2 separate regions of the Homo sapiens genome follow, and region 2 is linked to region 1. A link is a loop called in an ENCODE intact Hi-C map of the cell type or tissue named here. Cell type or tissue: K562. All regions are shown on one strand. Links, peaks and the distances in the headings refer to the core of each region. The heading gives the core; the rest is flanking DNA.

The links. A loop is a pair of places that touch in the nucleus more often than their neighbours do. Peaks named below come from ENCODE experiments on the same cell type or tissue, not always from the same donor. Only the 100,000 strongest peaks of a DNase experiment are listed, where the experiment ranks them.
Region 2: a loop joins it to region 1, with 4 times the contacts of the local background. A loop is called at or near these places in 92 of 110 quality-filtered maps.

Annotation. Positions count from the first base shown.
Region 1 is chr20:44,729,352-44,737,684 of GRCh38, forward strand. KCNK15-AS1 (KCNK15 and WISP2 antisense RNA 1) reads right to left here. Exons shown (of 5, transcript NR_132377.1): 3 at 8,160-8,219. Among named protein-coding and RNA genes, the nearest start is that of KCNK15, 12 kb to the right of the region's middle. In K562, for the core only: a CTCF peak has its summit at 4,194 (motif pointing left); DNase peaks (open chromatin) are centred at 4,190 and 7,050; H3K27me3 peaks cover 2,067 bases.
Region 2 is chr20:44,864,152-44,872,484 of GRCh38, forward strand. No RefSeq gene overlaps it. Among named protein-coding and RNA genes, the nearest start is that of YWHAB, 17 kb to the right of the region's middle. In K562, for the core only: a CTCF peak has its summit at 3,603 (motif pointing left); a DNase peak (open chromatin) is centred at 3,650; H3K27me3 peaks cover 1,609 bases.

The DNA.
Region 1 (8,333 bases), core at 132-8,131:
CTGAGAATGAGGGCAATTCCCAGACACAGTGTTTGTAAATTACCCACCCCAGGTACGGTTGCTGGTCACAGAGGCCCCTGCTGCCCAGCCCCCAACACTTATCTCAGGTATCACCCCCTCCAGAAACCTTAGTTTGAGAATCACATGCTGAGTTTGAGCCATGTAACCTTCACAGAGCCCCTGCATGGCAAATATAACTAACTCCAGCTCAGGGATAAGGAAACACCCGGGAAAGCGAGCTGTCTAAAAGCTGGTCTGCAGCTGGGGTGGGATGCTAGTCCAACCTGAGTTTATCTGACTCTTGAGAATGGCTGTTGGTCTCTCACAGATTGAGAATTTCCATGGGTCTGGTTCTGCAAGGATAAACCCTAAACACATTTCCAGGCAAAATTCTGATAACATCCCCCAAAACAGGGAGAACACGGACAAGAATGAGGAATGTGCACCGAGGGACTCCCATACATAAGGCTCTCTCTGCCACGCACTCTGTCCACACCACTGCACGTCATCCTTGGGACATTCCTAAAGGAAAGTGCCACTAATACTCCCTGTTTAGAGATGAGTAAACTGAGACCCAGAGTGATTAACAAGTTACCCTGGAGTCGTGGAGCTGGGACTCAGGCCCATGACCTCACAGCTGAGCCGCCACTGTGCAGTGGTAGAGTGAGTGGGCTCAGCCAACCTGCCCAGGTGTGCATCCTGGCTCTGCTATTTCCTAGTGCTGTCATCTTAGGCAAAGTACTTAACCTCCTTGTGCCTCAGTTTCCCCTTCTTTAAAATGGGGATAATGGCAATACTCAACACAGAGGATTGTTGAAAGTGTTACGTGATTTACAAAAAAACTTAGGGCCGGGCGCGGTGGCTCACACCTGTAATCCCAGCACTTTGGGAGGCCAAGACGGGCAGATCACTTGAGGTCAGGAGTTCGAGACCAGCCTGGCCAACACATCAAAACCCCGTCTCTACTAAAAATACAAAAATTAACTGGGTGTGATAGCACACACCTGTAATCCCAGCTACTCAGGAGGCTGAGGCACGAGAATTGCTTGAACCGGGGAGACAGAGGTTGTAGTGAGCCGAGATCGCACCACTGCACTCCAGCCTGGTGGACAGAGCAAGACTCTGTCTCATTAAATAAATAAATAAATAAATAAATAAATATTGGAGGCCGAAAGATTGAGGGTCATGATCAACTCAGTATACCACTGGAAGCTATATGAGTAAGCAGCAGACTATTTCTCATAAATGCAGAATGTTGGCAAACTGACAAACTGTTTCTGCCATCCAGAAGGAATGCTGAGGGCAGTCACGCTCCAAGCATAGTGTTTCTTGTGATTAGGCCTAATTGAAACCTGTTAGTAACAATATGAATCTGTGATCAATCAACCAGCTAACCAGTCATTACCTCCTCCTCCCTGCTCATTCTACCCAATAAATAGGAAGGGCTGTGGAAGCTCAGGGACTGCCTTTGCTCACTAGAAGCAGGGAGTTCTCTTCTTCTTCCCCTGGCCCTTTCCTTTACAACAGTTTCTTTTGTCTTAAGTTTTCATTTCTACATTCGTCCCCTCGTTCAGTCCTGTAATGAAGTCTCAGGCAGTAACAGTAGTAACTGCTGTAATGACGGCCTCAAGTAGTAACAGTAATAACTGTCATAGTGACAGTCTCAAGTAGTAATTGTGGTAGTCTGCAACAAAATAAAATAAAATAAAATAAATTTTAGCAACCGTTATCCTAACTCTTGGCGCTTTAGTTTTTTGATCTGTAAAATGGGAATAAATAGTAGTGCCCACCCCACAGGATGGCTGTATAAAGTGAGTACCCGGCTGTGTGCAGTGGCGAGCACGCCTGTAATCCCAGCACTTTGGGAGGCCGAGGCGGGCGGATCACCTGAAGTCGGGAGTTCGAGACCAGCCTGGCCAACAAGGTGAAACCCCATCTCTACTAAAAATACAAAAATTAGCCAGGCGTGGTGGCACGCACCTGTAATCCCAGCTACTTGGAAGGCTGAGGCATGAGAATCACTTGAACCCAGGAGGTGGAGGTTGCAGTGAGCCAAGATCATGCCACTGCACTCCAGTCTGGGCAACAGAGCAAGACTCTGCCAAAAAAAAAAAAAATAGTGAGTATCCACTCCGCAGGGGTATTGTGAGTATTAGGAAGGTAATTCCTCCATGTTCTTCAACTGAAGCTATTATTATCATCCTGCCTGCAATTCTTGGCAAGTGTTGTGAAGGCAAAGACTGGGAATCCTCTTGTTTGTGGAGAAGAGGAAACGTGTCGGGGGCAAAGTCACAGGGGCAAACCAGGTTTACCCTCTCTGAAGCTCTCACGGCCACAGGTGCCCAGGCCTGGCCATTCCTCCATGGGAAGCTTCTGCACTCACTTCCTCAGTGCTGGCCTGGGTCTGCGGGGCAAGCTGAGTGTCCCGGGGCAGAATGCTTTCTGGAGAGGACTCCGCTACCAGCTGTGGCTGAAGGACCTGGCACAGGGCCTGTTCCTGGGGCCCTTGGCACACCATCCTCCTCCAGCCGAGAGCCGTAAGGAAGAAGTTTCCCTAGTGAAGGGCATCAACAGGCCCCAGGAGGTCCTCCTGCCTGCCAGGACACCCGTGGTCCTCCCCATCCTAACTAGTTACAATTAAAATGAATCTAGCAAACACAGACAGCCAGGCCCTCCCACGCCCTGCTCTGGGATCCAGGAACAACGACGGCGCCCAGGGGAGCCCACACACTTAAGGGGAGCAGCTTACAGTCTCACTGTTTATTGAGCAGCTACTGTGTTCTTGATGCTTTTGTAAACCAGAAAGTGTCTGAGACAGGTCTCAATCAGTTTAGACATTTATTTTTCCAAGGTTAAGGACACGCCCAGTAGAGAGGTCTGTGCCTTTCTCTAAAGATGACTTTGAGGGCTTCAGTATTTAAAGGGGAAAGCAGGCTGGAGGGGAAAGAAGGAGGGTCTGGAAATCCACATATTGCAAGAGAAAAAGAGCAGGTAGGGAAATTATGTATTCGATTATGTATTCGTCTCACGCTCTGTAACTTTACATAAGATAAGGTGAACACAGAGTGGCTACTCGTGGAGATACCTGGCCTTTTATCTGTGGCTCTCTGCTTACGAACAAAGGAAAGGCAGCTTGTTGCATGACTCAACTTTCAGCTTAGTTTTTTCCTTTTGGCAGAGTGAATTGGGGTTTTCATTTTCCTTTCACACTTTCTATACCTTCTCTTATTGAAAATGAGGTGGTTGCTGTGATCTGCATTTTACAGATGAGAAGCTGAGGCTTGAAGAATAGAATCACCACTCACAATCCAGGATGGGAAGTCAGAACCAGCTGAACCAGCGGCTAGCCCAGCCTCTCTCCCTCTCTCTCTGTTCCTCTCTCTTTCTTCTATCTCTCTATGTTTCTCTCTCTCACCGTTTCTCTCTTCTGTCTCTCTCTCTCTCATCCTCTCTCCTCCTCTCTTTCCATTTTGTTTCTCTTTTCCTTGGCTTTTTCTTCTTTCTTGAATTTTTAATGAAGTATAAAAAGTATACAAGGCCAGGCACGGTGGCTCATGCCTGTAATCCCAGTACTTTGGGAGGCTGAGGCGGGTGGATCGCGTGAGCTCAGGAGTTCGAGACCAGCCTGGGTAACGTAGTGAAACCCCCTCTACAAAAAATACAAAAATCAGCCGGGCATGGTGGCACATGCCCGTAGTCCAAGCTACACTGGAGGCTGAGGTGGGAGGATGGCTTGAGCCCAGGAGGCGGAGGTTGCAGTGAGCCGAGATTGCATCACTGCTTCTAGCCTGGGTGACAAGAGTGAGACCCTGTCTCAGAAAAAACAAAACAAACAAACAAACAAAAAGTATACAAATAAAAGTGTTCAGTTAGTCCAGTTTTCACAAATGAGCACACCCATGCAATCAGTACCTGGGTCAACAGCAGGACCATGCATTGCCTGCACCTCCAAAATCCACCTTGGTCTCCCTCTCTTCACTACCCACAAGATAATCACTATCCTGACTTCTAACAGATAGATCCATTGTACCTGACCAGAGGCAGCAGCCATCACCTGGAGACTTGTTAGAAATGCCCCATCCCAGACCTACAGAAGCTCTGGGAGTAGGGCCCAGAAATCTATTTTAACAAACCTCCCATCTCGTTAAAATCAGACACAGCTCCAGCTCGGGGGAGGACAGCAGTGATGTGCTGCTGCCTCCTTGTGGCATTTCCATGCATGAACAGCCGAGAGGCCACCTGCCAGGAGGAGGCTGTCTTCAAGGGGCAACTCCAACAGCCTCCCTGGGAGGTACCCCTCGACTTTCTGCCTAGGAAAGGGGAGGCAACCAATGGCCACCATGTGTCAGGTGCTAACGAAAAGGCCACCTGCCTCTCCATGGCTAAAATGTGGTCTAGGGTCTGAGGTGCATTCTCAGCCATCTGATTCTCAAGAATTCATCTTTTTTCACTTCCACTGACATGAATTATGACATCAGGGAGAACCCAAGGGCAGAAGTAGGGGCCAAGTCCTCTTCATCACCTCCAGGTTGGCTGACAAACTTGGTTGCAAGTGGCCCCATCACACTGGCCTGGTCTTTATCTATGGCCCCTTTGTCAGAGGCGTTAGACCAGAGCAACTCCATTTTGAGTAGGGGCTGGGTAAAATAAGGCTGAGTCCTACTGGGCTGCATTGCCAGACGATGAGGCATTCTAAGTCACAGGATGAGATGGGAGGTCGGCACAAGATACAGATCATAAAGACCTTGTTGATAAAACAGGCTGCAGAAGCTGGCCAAAACCCACCAAAACCAAGATGGCGACGAGAGTGACCTCTGGTAGTCCTCACTGCCACACTCCTACCAGCGCCATGAGAGTTTACAAATGCCATGCCAATGTCAGGAAGTTACACTCTATGGTCTAAAAAGGGGACACATGAATAATCCACCTCTTGTTTAGCATGTCATCAAGAAATAACCTTAAAAATGGGCAACCGGCAGCCCTGAGGGCTCTTCTGTCTATGGAGTAGCCATTCTTTATTCCTTTACTTTCTTAATAAACTTGCTTTCTCTTTGTGGACTTGCCTTAAATTCTTTCTTGCAGGAGATCCAAGAACACTCTCTTGGGGTCTGGATCAGGACCCCTTTCTGGTCACACCTCCACTGCCCAATGCCCCCTCACCACTGGCTTTCATGAAAAAGGTTTTAACGTCTTCGCTGGGCCAGGTCTTTTCATCCAGTCTCTGTTGGATGGCCAATAACCTAACGTGAACCTCTTCAGCAGCTTCTCCCCTGCCCTGAAGCCAGCAGGGGTGGGACACAGGTGACTGACTTGACTCCCTCTACCCTCTCAACCCCCTCACTACCACTCACCTCAAGGACACACCCTCCAGGTCCACTAACCCCCCTGCCTCTCTCAGTCTCTGAGACATCTCACTGCAGTCCCACTCCCCTGCCTTCCTCTCTTGACCCCTGCTCTGTGGCCATCTGACTAAAACCCAGAGTTGGAGAACCTGGTGGTATCACCGCTTACTCCAGATGGCTGATGATCTTTATGTTCTGGATCGGGTCTCAATCCAGACCCCAAGAGAGGGTTCTTGGAGCTCGCACAAGAAATAACTCAGGGTGAGTCCATAAAGTGAAAGTGAGTTTATTAAGAAAGTAAAGGAATAAAGAATGGCTACTCTAAGTCACAGGATTCTAAGTCACAGGATGAGATAGGAGGTCAGCACAAGATACAGATCATAAAGACCTTGTGGTAAGACAGGTTGCAATCAAGAAGTCGGCTAAATCAGAACCTGGTGGCAGAAACTGGTGCTGCGCTGCCTACTCCAGATGGCTGATGTGGCATCTGTGGAATGCAAAGTCTCCCTGAGTCTTTTCCCCACGTCAGGAAGATTGCTTAAGTATCAGACTGCAGTTGCCAGAATAAATCTAAATTTATTTTAAATGTTCATGTCAACAGTCATATTTGTAATGTTTTTTTCCTTAAAAAACATGTTGTACATATGGATGTTCGTCATTGCTATTTATACCTTTATGCCTGTCTTTATTAGCTAGGGTAAACCAGATCCCAGTAATAAATAAACCCGAAATCCAGTGGCATACCAAGGGACCAGGGGAGGTGGTAGTGTTACAGGAAGGGGGTCCCAGTCCAGACCCCAAGAGAGGGATCTGGATCTTGGAACTCGCGTAAGAAAGAACTCAAGGCGAGTCCATAAAGTGAAAGTGAATTTATTAAGAAAGCAAAGGAATAATGCTCCATAGACAGAGCAGCCCCGAGGGCTGCTGGTTGCCTATTTTTATGGTTATTTCTTGATGATATGCTCAACAAGGGATAGATTATTAATGCCTCCCCTTTTTAGACCATATAGGGTAACTTCCTGACGTTGCCATGGCATTTGTAAACTCTCATGGCGCTGGTGAGAGTCTAGCAGTGAGGACGACCAGCGGTCACTCTCGAGGCCATTTTGATTTTGGTGGGTTTTAGCCGGCTTCTTTATTGCAACCTGTTTTATCAGCAAGGTCTTTACGACTTGTATCTTGTGCCAACGTCCTATCTCATCCTGTGACTTAGAATGCCTTAACCATCTGAGAATGAAGCCCAGCAGGTCTCAGCCTTATTTTACCCAGCCCCTATTCAAGATGGAATCGCTCTGGTTCAAATGCTTCTAACAGTGGGAGTTTTCTCCCTGGTGAGAAGGAATATTTTAACACTAATGTTTAGAATTGCTGGCATGTGGTGATAATAAAAAGCAGATTGACTTTTAGACCTTTTCATTACTGTTTTAAAATTCTGTACAGACAATGTACCCCTTTATCACCTGCATCCACTTCCACTACCACCAGCGCCATTGGAACGTCACTGCCAAAATGCTTACTAGCCAAAGCACAAAGTCTATGTGTGTTACGTAACATTCCCTATGGGTGCTTCTGCTTGGTGGGCTCCCCTACATGGTGATACAGGGACTCAGGATCCTTCGTCTAGGGCTCCTCCTTCCTCTCTCCTTCTCCCAATCATCTGCATCCAGTAAGGCCTGACTAGGTCAGGGAGGAAGCCCAGACAATCAATTCATGGAGAGCCGGAGCCAGGAAGTTGCACACAGAACTTCTGCTCTTGTCTCATTGGTTAAAACTCAGTCACATGGTCACACCCAACTGCAAGGGAGGCTGGGAAATGTAGTCTATCTACATTTCATGTGCTATCACAAACATCCATCAGTCTTTGCCACAATGTCTTAAATATTTCACAATAAAGAAATGTCAAATGTTTGTGTTAGACAAGAATGTGGATAAACTACCTTCTTTCTCTAGTATAGGAATTTTACCATGGGACAGATAGTCATGGTTCAAAGTCATGAAACAAATGATCTCAAATTTTATACTGTCCCAGTGACCAGAATGCTGAGTTCACAGAGCTTTCCACTGCCTCTTTCTCCTACTCAGATGATTTCCCTTCTATCTGAGCACATGCCTAGACTACATTTCCCAGTCTCCTTTGCAGCTAGGTGTGGCCATGTGACTCAATCTTTACCAATAAAATATGAAGGGAAGTGACATGTGCCACTTCCTGACCTGAGCCTTACAAGTTTGTGTGCCTGCTTCGAGTTCTTTCCCCTTCCCATTGGCTGCAACCCTCTGTGCCCCAGCTTCCACTGTGCAGACAGGAATAGTATCCTGGGGCAGTGCAGTGATTCTCAAACTTGCAGAATCACTCGGAGGGCCTGTAAAGACACAGATGGCTGGGCCCCACACCTAAAGTTCCTGATTCGCTAGGCCCAGGATAGGGCTGGAGAATTGACATTTCTAACAAGTTCCCAGGTGCTGTTGAAGCTGCCAGTCCAAGGACCACTCTGGAAACCACTGTCCTAAGGAATGATGGGGTGCACTATGAAGAAACCTGGGTCTCTGAGTGGCCCCCTGGATCATAGCTGCCTTGACAACTTGGCAGCGCAGTTGAAAAAGAAGTAAACTTTTGTCTTCTTTAAGTCACTGCACTGCTGGGCATCTTTGTTACAGCAGCTTAACCTTTAACCACACTAACAGAGTTGGGATTCTGTCACTTGCAACCAAGAGTCCTGACCAATACAGACTCGAAGCTTAACTTCAGTAAGTTCCGCCACTAAGAGAGTTTGCTTCTTTTTTCCTGCTTATCCCAAACCCGCAGTTTTTTCATCTTACCTTAGTATTGACCAGGATTCCGGAAGGAGATATGCACATGCACCAAGCCCTAGGAAGGACCTGGAAGGTGGAGAATATTCCACTATGCTACAATCTTTTCAAACATTAACATTATTATTATCTCAACTACTTGCCTGAGTCCCTTGAACACAGGCCCAGCTCTGAAATGTAGTT
Region 2 (8,333 bases), core at 244-8,243, 130 kb after region 1:
CCTATTTTCCTTCCTCAGTGTTCTTTCTCTTTGATGTCCTGGTACCTCTTGTAAACCCTAAATACTCAAAACCCCTCCTTAGATTGCCCTTTTACGTACCTCTTGCAAAACTTTGATGTTAGCAATTACATAAGAGAAGATCATAAAAACCATTAATTAGTAGTGAGAGTATTAATGTCAGTAATAAGTAGATATTAATGTTATTTACTGAGAGTTTCCCATGTATATCAGTTTGTTCTCACAATGCTAATAAAGACATGCCAGAGTCTGGATAATTTATAAAGGGAAGAGGTTTAATTGACTCACAGTTCCACATGGCTAGGGAGGCCTCACAATCATGGCAGAAGGTAAATGAGGAGCAGCAAAGTCACGTCTTACATGGTAGCAGGCAAGAGGGCATGTGCAGGGAACTCCCCTTTATAAAACCATCAGATCTCATGAGACTTATTCACTATCATGAGAACAGCATGGAAAAAACCCACCCGCATGATTCAATTACTTCCCACTGGGTCCCTCCCACAACATGTGGGAATTACGGGAGCTACAATTCAAGATGAGATTTGGGTGGGGACACAGCCAAGCCATATCACCATGTACCAAGAACTTTACATAGATTTCCTCACTCCAGCTTTACAACCCTGTGTATCATTAGTCTTCATATTAGTCAGGACTGTAAGTTGCAAGTAGAAAAAAAGTAACAACCAACTCTCAAATGGTTTAAGCCAAAAGGTTCATATAACTGAAAAATCAGATCTAGTATTCATGAAATCATTATGTGGATGACATAATTCTAAGAATTTTACATGTATTAATTCTTTTAATCCTGTGAATAATATTTTAAGAAAGGTACTAATATAATTTCCATTTTGCAGACAGGGAAACTTGAGTACTGAGAGTTCACAATTTTACATCTGAACCCACTTTCTGTGTGTAAGGGAATTACCTACTTCATTCAACTCCTTGGAACCCAGAGTTCAATTCTGCAGAGGAAGCAGAAAATGCCATGTCCTCCCTGCATGGAGGACATCAGTGTTGTGACTTAGGCGTTGCCCATCAGGTGCATCTGCCATGGACTTCGATTTTCAAACTCATATAGAGACTGTTCTCTGGCAGGTGTGATGAGAGAGTAAGATCCAGTTCCAGAGATGACAATCCAGTGGGGTTACGGGCAGCACTGGCTGTCTGGAACCAGAGGGCCAGTAGTGTCCCCAGGCCAATTCTGTTGATGTGAATGGAGACACCATGCCTGGCTTCTCAACCTCTGAGTTTGGTTCCCCTGTGATTCTATAATCTACTCCATATGCATTCAACAAAACTCGTGTGAGTCAATATTCCATAATAAACTCCCTTACATATATACATCTATCCTATTAGTTCTGTCCCTCTAGAGAACCCTAATACACTATCTCATAAAATAAATTAAAAATTAAAGAGGAAGAAACTGAGGATCAAAGAAGTTAAGTAATTTCTTTAGAGTCCCACAGCCACGGAATAGAGAAGTTAGAATTTGAATGGCTCAAATTTTGTTTTACTTTTGTTATTTTTTTGTTATTGCTTTTCTCATTTGGCTTGCAATAATGTTCTTAATTTTGCTTTTTCCCACTTTCCTGATTTAAATGCTCCCTATAAAAATTTAAATATATAAAGTTATAAGGAAGAAAGTAACATTCTTTGAAATCTCATCAGCATATAATAACTACTGTTAATATTTTACTGGGCATCTTTCATGCCTGTCTTAACGCGTATGGGCAATAGAAGTAACCTTTTTCATAAATCATAACAAATAATACACATTCTTTTAATCAAGAGCACCCTTTTTAAGTGTGATTTTTTTTTCTTATCTATCCTTTTCTTCTTCCTTTTCTGACCTCCATTAATCTCCCTTACTTACTCCACACTTTCTGGCTCACGATAACCCCTGTTAACAACTGATGTGTACACTTGCAGAATTTTCTCCAAGCCAATATAATTATACATTTCTTTATAGAAGTCCTGTTTTTAACTCTTGCAATATTCATATTAAAGGACACTAATGGGCTGTGCGCAGTGGCTCGTGCCTGTAATCTCAGCACTTTGGGAGGCCGAGACGGGAGGATCATTTGAGGTCAGGAGTTCGAGACCAGTCTGGCCAACATGGTGAAGTCTCATCTCTACAAAAATATATAAAACTTAGCCTGGCACGGTGGCATGCACCTGTGGTCCCAGCTGCTCAGGAGGCTGATGCTGGAGAATTGATTGAACCCAGGAGGCAGAGGTTGCAGTGAGCCCAGATCGCGCCACTGCACTCCAGTCTAGATGACAGAGTGGGACCCTGCCTCAAAAAAAAAAAAAAAAAGAAAAGAAAAGAAAAGAAAAGAAAAGAAAAGAAATAAAGGACACCAGTGGTGGCATTTGGGGCACCAGACAGTAACTGTTGAAAGAGATTTCAGCCATAGAAGGAGCCCTTCTTGACACCCCTAAAATTGCACTGCTGAGGTGATTGTCACGTGAGCTCACCCCGTCACAGTTCTGGAGTGAGCGTGAGAAGGCTGAGGGTGAGCACCTCTGTCCCCACCAAAGAAATGGATCGCCAGGCCCTGGTCTCGTGGTTTCCAGGTTTGCTTGCAGGCCTGCCTGCGAAGCTCAAGGAACTGCAGAGTCACTTCTGTCTGGAGCTCCTGAATGCAGTCCAGCTAACCTTCCCTACCCGGAAGCCCTTCAACATCTTTTCTCCATTCCCTTTACGGGTTTTATTCTTCTTTTGCCTGCTCAGCAATTTTCACCAGTCCAAGGACCGAATGCTCTGCTCTCAGATCAATAGCCCTTGGGAAGTACTGCAGACAGTCTCTGAGATGCACCCTAGCTGCTCCTGCAAAGGAATTGCTTTCTTTCTGACTCAGTTTCACTTGAATTAAGCTTCTTCTGCTTTATGAAAGCAGCCTCCTTCCAGAGCACAAGTTGACATCAACCCAGAACCAGAAAGAAATCAGTGGCTGGAACTTGTCTTATTCATCTCTGGAAAGTCCAGCTCTCCAGCAGAGGCTTAGAATTCTATTTCCTTTTTTGTTTCTTAGTCATTGCGCTTGAGAAGGCATTTAAAGATGCTCTTTGGCTAGAGTAAGTGCTCAGTAAGCATTTGTTGGCGAAGGGATAAAACAGTAAAGATGGAATAATCAGCATTTGGTAAATGGTTGGTGAAGGAGAATCAAATGAGATAACACATGTGAAATTGATATGTAATCTGTGAATAGTGAAAATTGTTCCTGGCCAGGCGTAGTGGCTCACACCTGTAATCCCAGCACTTTGGGAGGCCGAGGTAGGCGGATCACTTGAGGCCAGGAGTTCAAGACCAGCCTGGCCAACATGGTGAACCCCCCCCCTATTAAAAATACAAAAATGAGCCAGGCGTGGTGGCACATGACTGTAATCCCAGCTACTTGGGGGGCTGAGGCAGGAGAATCCCTCAAACCTGGGAGACGGAGGTTGCAGTGAGCCGAGATCGTGCCATTGCACTCCAGCCTGGGCGACAGAGCGAGACTCCATCTCAAAAAAAAAGAAAAAGAAAAAGAAAAAGAAAAAGAAAACCAAAGGGACTCGTCCGCAGCGTTATCTGCTGGCGCCATCTTCCGGAAATAAGTTAGCACAACAGGTCTATTTCTGTTTCAGCGGGGCGTGAGGGCACTGGAAATGCAGGCAAGGAGGGGAAAAGAGAGAATGAATTTTAGCAAAATCTCTCCATCTCCTCTGTCCTGGATCATCTAATTACTCTACCAAGATTATCATTTTAATGTAATAGTACTACTAACATGCTAGCACTTGTTTTGAGCACCTAGTACGTACCAGATACTGTGCTCAGTGTTTTACATGTGTTATTTCATCCTCACAGTAACTGCAAGAAGTGTATATAGTAAGTCCTCACTTAACTTCTTCGATGGGTTCTTGGAAACTGCGACTTTAAGCAAAATGATGTGCAGCACGTCCTCAAGTAATGTCCTTCCATTATGATTATGAGGGAAAAAATGGTTTCATCATACATCATTTCACTTAAAGTTGCAGTTTCCAAGAAACTATCAACATTCAGTTGATATTAAAAACCCGAGGCATACAAGGTGTATAGTGGACTTATCATCTCTAGGATTACATATCTAGTTGGTGTTTGGGATAAGACTGAAACCCAGTTCTGTCTGACTTCAGAGCCTGTGGTGGGCTGTTGTGAGTCAGGTCCCGAGGAATCAGACTCCAATATGGAGATTTGAAGTCAGGAAGTCTATTGCAGAGTGCTGTCGGGATTACATCTGTGGAAAGGAAAAGTCAAACTGCAGTGCAACCTCAGCAGAGGCCTTGGCTAATGCCATGGGGAATATAGAGCTGGGATGGCAAGAGGACAGGACCTTGGAATGTCCACCTCGAACAGTCATAGGGACTCAGCTGAGAGCTGCCAGCAGCCAATGCTCCCAGCAGCTGGGGGAATAAATGCCCCATCCTGGGGATGGGGGTCTGGGTGGCACACCACAGTATGCACTGCAGCGCCCACTACCTATTCCCCATGCATTGCTCCTCAAATAAGGGAGATGGCTGGGAGGGAGACAACATCAGTGATGGGGTAGTGGAGGAGGAATTCAGAGAGTAAAAATGGTTTTGTCTGTCTTCCATCCACCTGTGACCTAGGCTATGCATGCCATCCAGCTGCAATAACCAATACATTTGGGTCATTCATGTTGATATAATGTATGGATTATTTTATGGGTTGCAAGCCATTAACAAATAAATAAAATGCAATATTCCACTGGCTGATTGGAGATGCATTCTTTGACATTCTCAAATAAGAAATGGAAGAATTGGCCAGGCACAGTGGCTCACGCCTGTAATCCTAACCCTTTGGGAGTCCAAGGCTGGGGGATCACTTGAGGTCAGGTGTTTGAAACCAGCCTGGCCAACATGATGAAACCCCATGTCTACTAAAAATACAAAAAAAAAAAAGCCAGGCGTGGTGGTGGGCGCCTGTAATCCCAGCTACTTGGGAGGCTGAGGCAGGAGAATCACTTGAACCCAGGAGTCGGAGGTTGCAGTGAGCCGAGATCATGCCACTACACTCCAGCCTGGGCGATAGAGTGAGATTCCATCTGAAAAATAAAAATAAAAATAAAATAAAAAGGAGATGGTGCCTTCTGCCCTGGGGTTAAAAAAATTAAAAAATTAAATTAAAAAGAGATGGATCTATTTGTATAATATGGAAAGACCTCTAAGACATATTTTTGCATGAAGAAATAAGATTCAGTACCCTAATAAACTATATAAAAATTATATCTATTTCTAGAGTTTTACATACACTATAAAAGGATGGAATTTTACCGACTTGCCCTATGGAAGGATTCTACATCCCCACCCCACGTAAGTCAGGCATAGCCATATGATTTGCTTTGGCCAAGGGAATTTGAGTGGAAGTGACATGTGAGACATCCAAGCAGAAGCTTTAAGAGGCTCCCCCATTCTCTCTTTTCCTTATTCCATGAGATCAGCATGTTCCAGCTGCTTCTTCCAGCTGTGTCCAGAGATACAGCTGAATTCAACCCATCACAAACATGCAATTAAGATATAAATTTTTAGGCTGGGCGCAGTGGCTCACGCCTGTAATCCCAGCACTCTGGGAGGCTGAGGCAGATGGATTGCTTGAGCTGGGGAGTTCGAGACCAGCCTGAGCAACATGGTAAAACCCTGTCTCCACAAAAACCACAAAAAATTAGCTGGGCCTTGTGGCACACATCTGTAGTCCCAGCTACTTGGGAGGCTGAGATGAGAGGATCACCTGAGCCCAGGAGGTCGAGGCTACGGTGAGCCATGATCATGCCACTGCACTACAGCCTGGGAGACAGAGTGAGACCCTGTCTCAACAAAAAAACAAACAAACAAAAGACATAAACTTTTATTAATATAAGACACTGAGACTTTGAGGATGTTGTTATTGTAGGTTATTGTAGCATAACCTAACCTACCATCACTGATAATACATGTTGCTATATATAACTGATATGTGGTTACTTCTGGGGAGGAGAAATGGCATTGGGAGGTGGCGATCATAGGGAATTTTAGTTTTTAATCTTTAATATTTTAGTTTTCTTACAATAAAAATATATCCACACATTACTATGTAATAAATATACATTATTTTAAAATGAATACAGCAGGTATTTCCCTACTTAAAATTAAATGCCAAAAAATATCTTTTTTTTTTAGACCGAGTCTCGCTCTGTTGCCCAGGCTGGAGTGCAATGGCATAATCTCGGCTCACTGCAACCTCCGCCTCCCGGGTTCAAGCCATTCTCCTGCCTCAGCCTCCTGACTAGCTGGGATTACAGGCGCTGGCCACCATGCCCAGCTAATTTTTGTATTTTTAGTAGAGACGGGGTTTCACCATGTTGGACAGGCTGATCTCAAACTCCTGACCTCAGATGATCCACCCACCTCGGCCTCCCAAAGCGCTGGGATTACAGACATGAGCCACTGAGGAGCTCTATTTCTGATTAAACCTATAGACCTCTCTGAGTTAGGATCTCAGCCCTTGTTCCATTAAAATGAAAAGCCAAAATTGGTTGCATGTATAGCAAAGACCTTGAAATATCATAGACTGCCTTGCAATTTCAACTTCTCATTCAAGCCAAACAACAGCCCTCTTTATCTTTGAAGTTTACTTTTGAGCAAAATCAAAGTGGCTAGACTCCCTGATCCACTGCCTAGTCCCCAGCTTCATGTGTGTCAGATAGTTACAGTGACCAGAGCAAGAGTAGCAGCAGCACCTCTGGCCTCTCAATCACATCTATGGTGACTTTGAAACAAAAGCCTCCTGGACTTCTGCAACTCCTGCTCTTCTCATGAATTTGTAACCACCTAATTCCCTATAGTCAATCCCTTTCTGCCTACAATACCTAGAGTGGTTTCTGTTCCTATCTCCTGCACAGAGGCATGACTTAGTACAGGTTGGAAGATAATATTCAGAAAAGAGACACAAAGACAAAAAGATGAAAAATTGGAAAGAAAAAGAAAAAAAAACAGTAAAATTAGAAAGCCATTTCAAGAGGTCAAACACCTGAAAAATTAGAGTTCTGGAAAGTGAAGATATAGAAAATGGGGAGAGGAAGGAAGAAAATATTCAAAGAAATAATTCATGAAAATTATTCCAGAACTGAAGAAAGTATATTTTCAGATTGGGAGAGATCATTGAGGAACAATTAGATGTTATGTGCCTCCTGAGATGACGCCATAGAAAATACAAGTCCTGTCTATAAAATATGATTGCCAAAAACTGAACTGAAATCTAATCAGGCCTCTAGATTGAACTACCAGTTTACAGGACATTGGAGGGATGGTGTCACATTTTAAAACAACATGAAGGGCCGTGCGCGGTGGCTCACGTCTGTAATCCTAGCACTTTGGGAGGCCAAGGCAGGCAGATTATCTGACCTCGGGAGTTCGAGACCAGCCTGGGCAATGTGGCAAAACCCCTTCTCTACTAAAAGTACAAAAATTAGCCGGGTGTGGTGGCACATGCCTGTAGTCCCATCTACCCAGGAGGCTGAGGCAGGAGAATCACTTGAGCCCAGGAGGCGGAGGTTACAGTAAGCTGAGATCGCTGCACTGCACTCCAGCCTGGGCGACAGAGCAAGACTCCATCTCAAAAAAAAAAAAAAAAAGAAAGAAAGAAAGAAAGAAATGAAATCTGAGCAATAACTTCCATGAGCTTGAAGGTAGATTCAGCTCCATGACCTCCAGAAAGGAATGCAGCCCAGCTGACAACTTAATTTTTGCTTTGTGAGACTCTAAGTGGCGGATCCCAGCAGACACACACTATACTCAGTCTTCTTACCTACAGAATTGTGAGATAAGAAGTGGGTTCTGTTTAAGCTACTAAATTTGTAGTAATTTGTTACAGCAGCAATAGAGAACAATCATTAGCAACCAGAATATAGAAAACTTGGCAAACAAACAAGAAACAAAAACTTTGTTAATATTAGGGAAAACAAGAAGTTCTATAATAAAGGGAAAGCCATCATGGAATACAGCTGGGCAAGGCTGACAATAGTGTATTTATGGTCACAAAACTGTAAACACTGAATACAAATTTAACTAAAATTATGATATAATCATTTTGACATGATGCATGGGGGCCTGGAGCAGTGGCTCACGCCTATAATCCCAGCACTTTAGGAGGCTGGGCAGGTGGATCACTTGAGCCCAGTAGTTCAAGACCAGCCTGGGCAACATGGTGAAACCCCGTTACTACAAAAATTAGCTGGACACAGTGGTGCACACGTGTAGTCCCAGTTACAGGGGCACTGAGGTGGGAGGATTGATTGAGA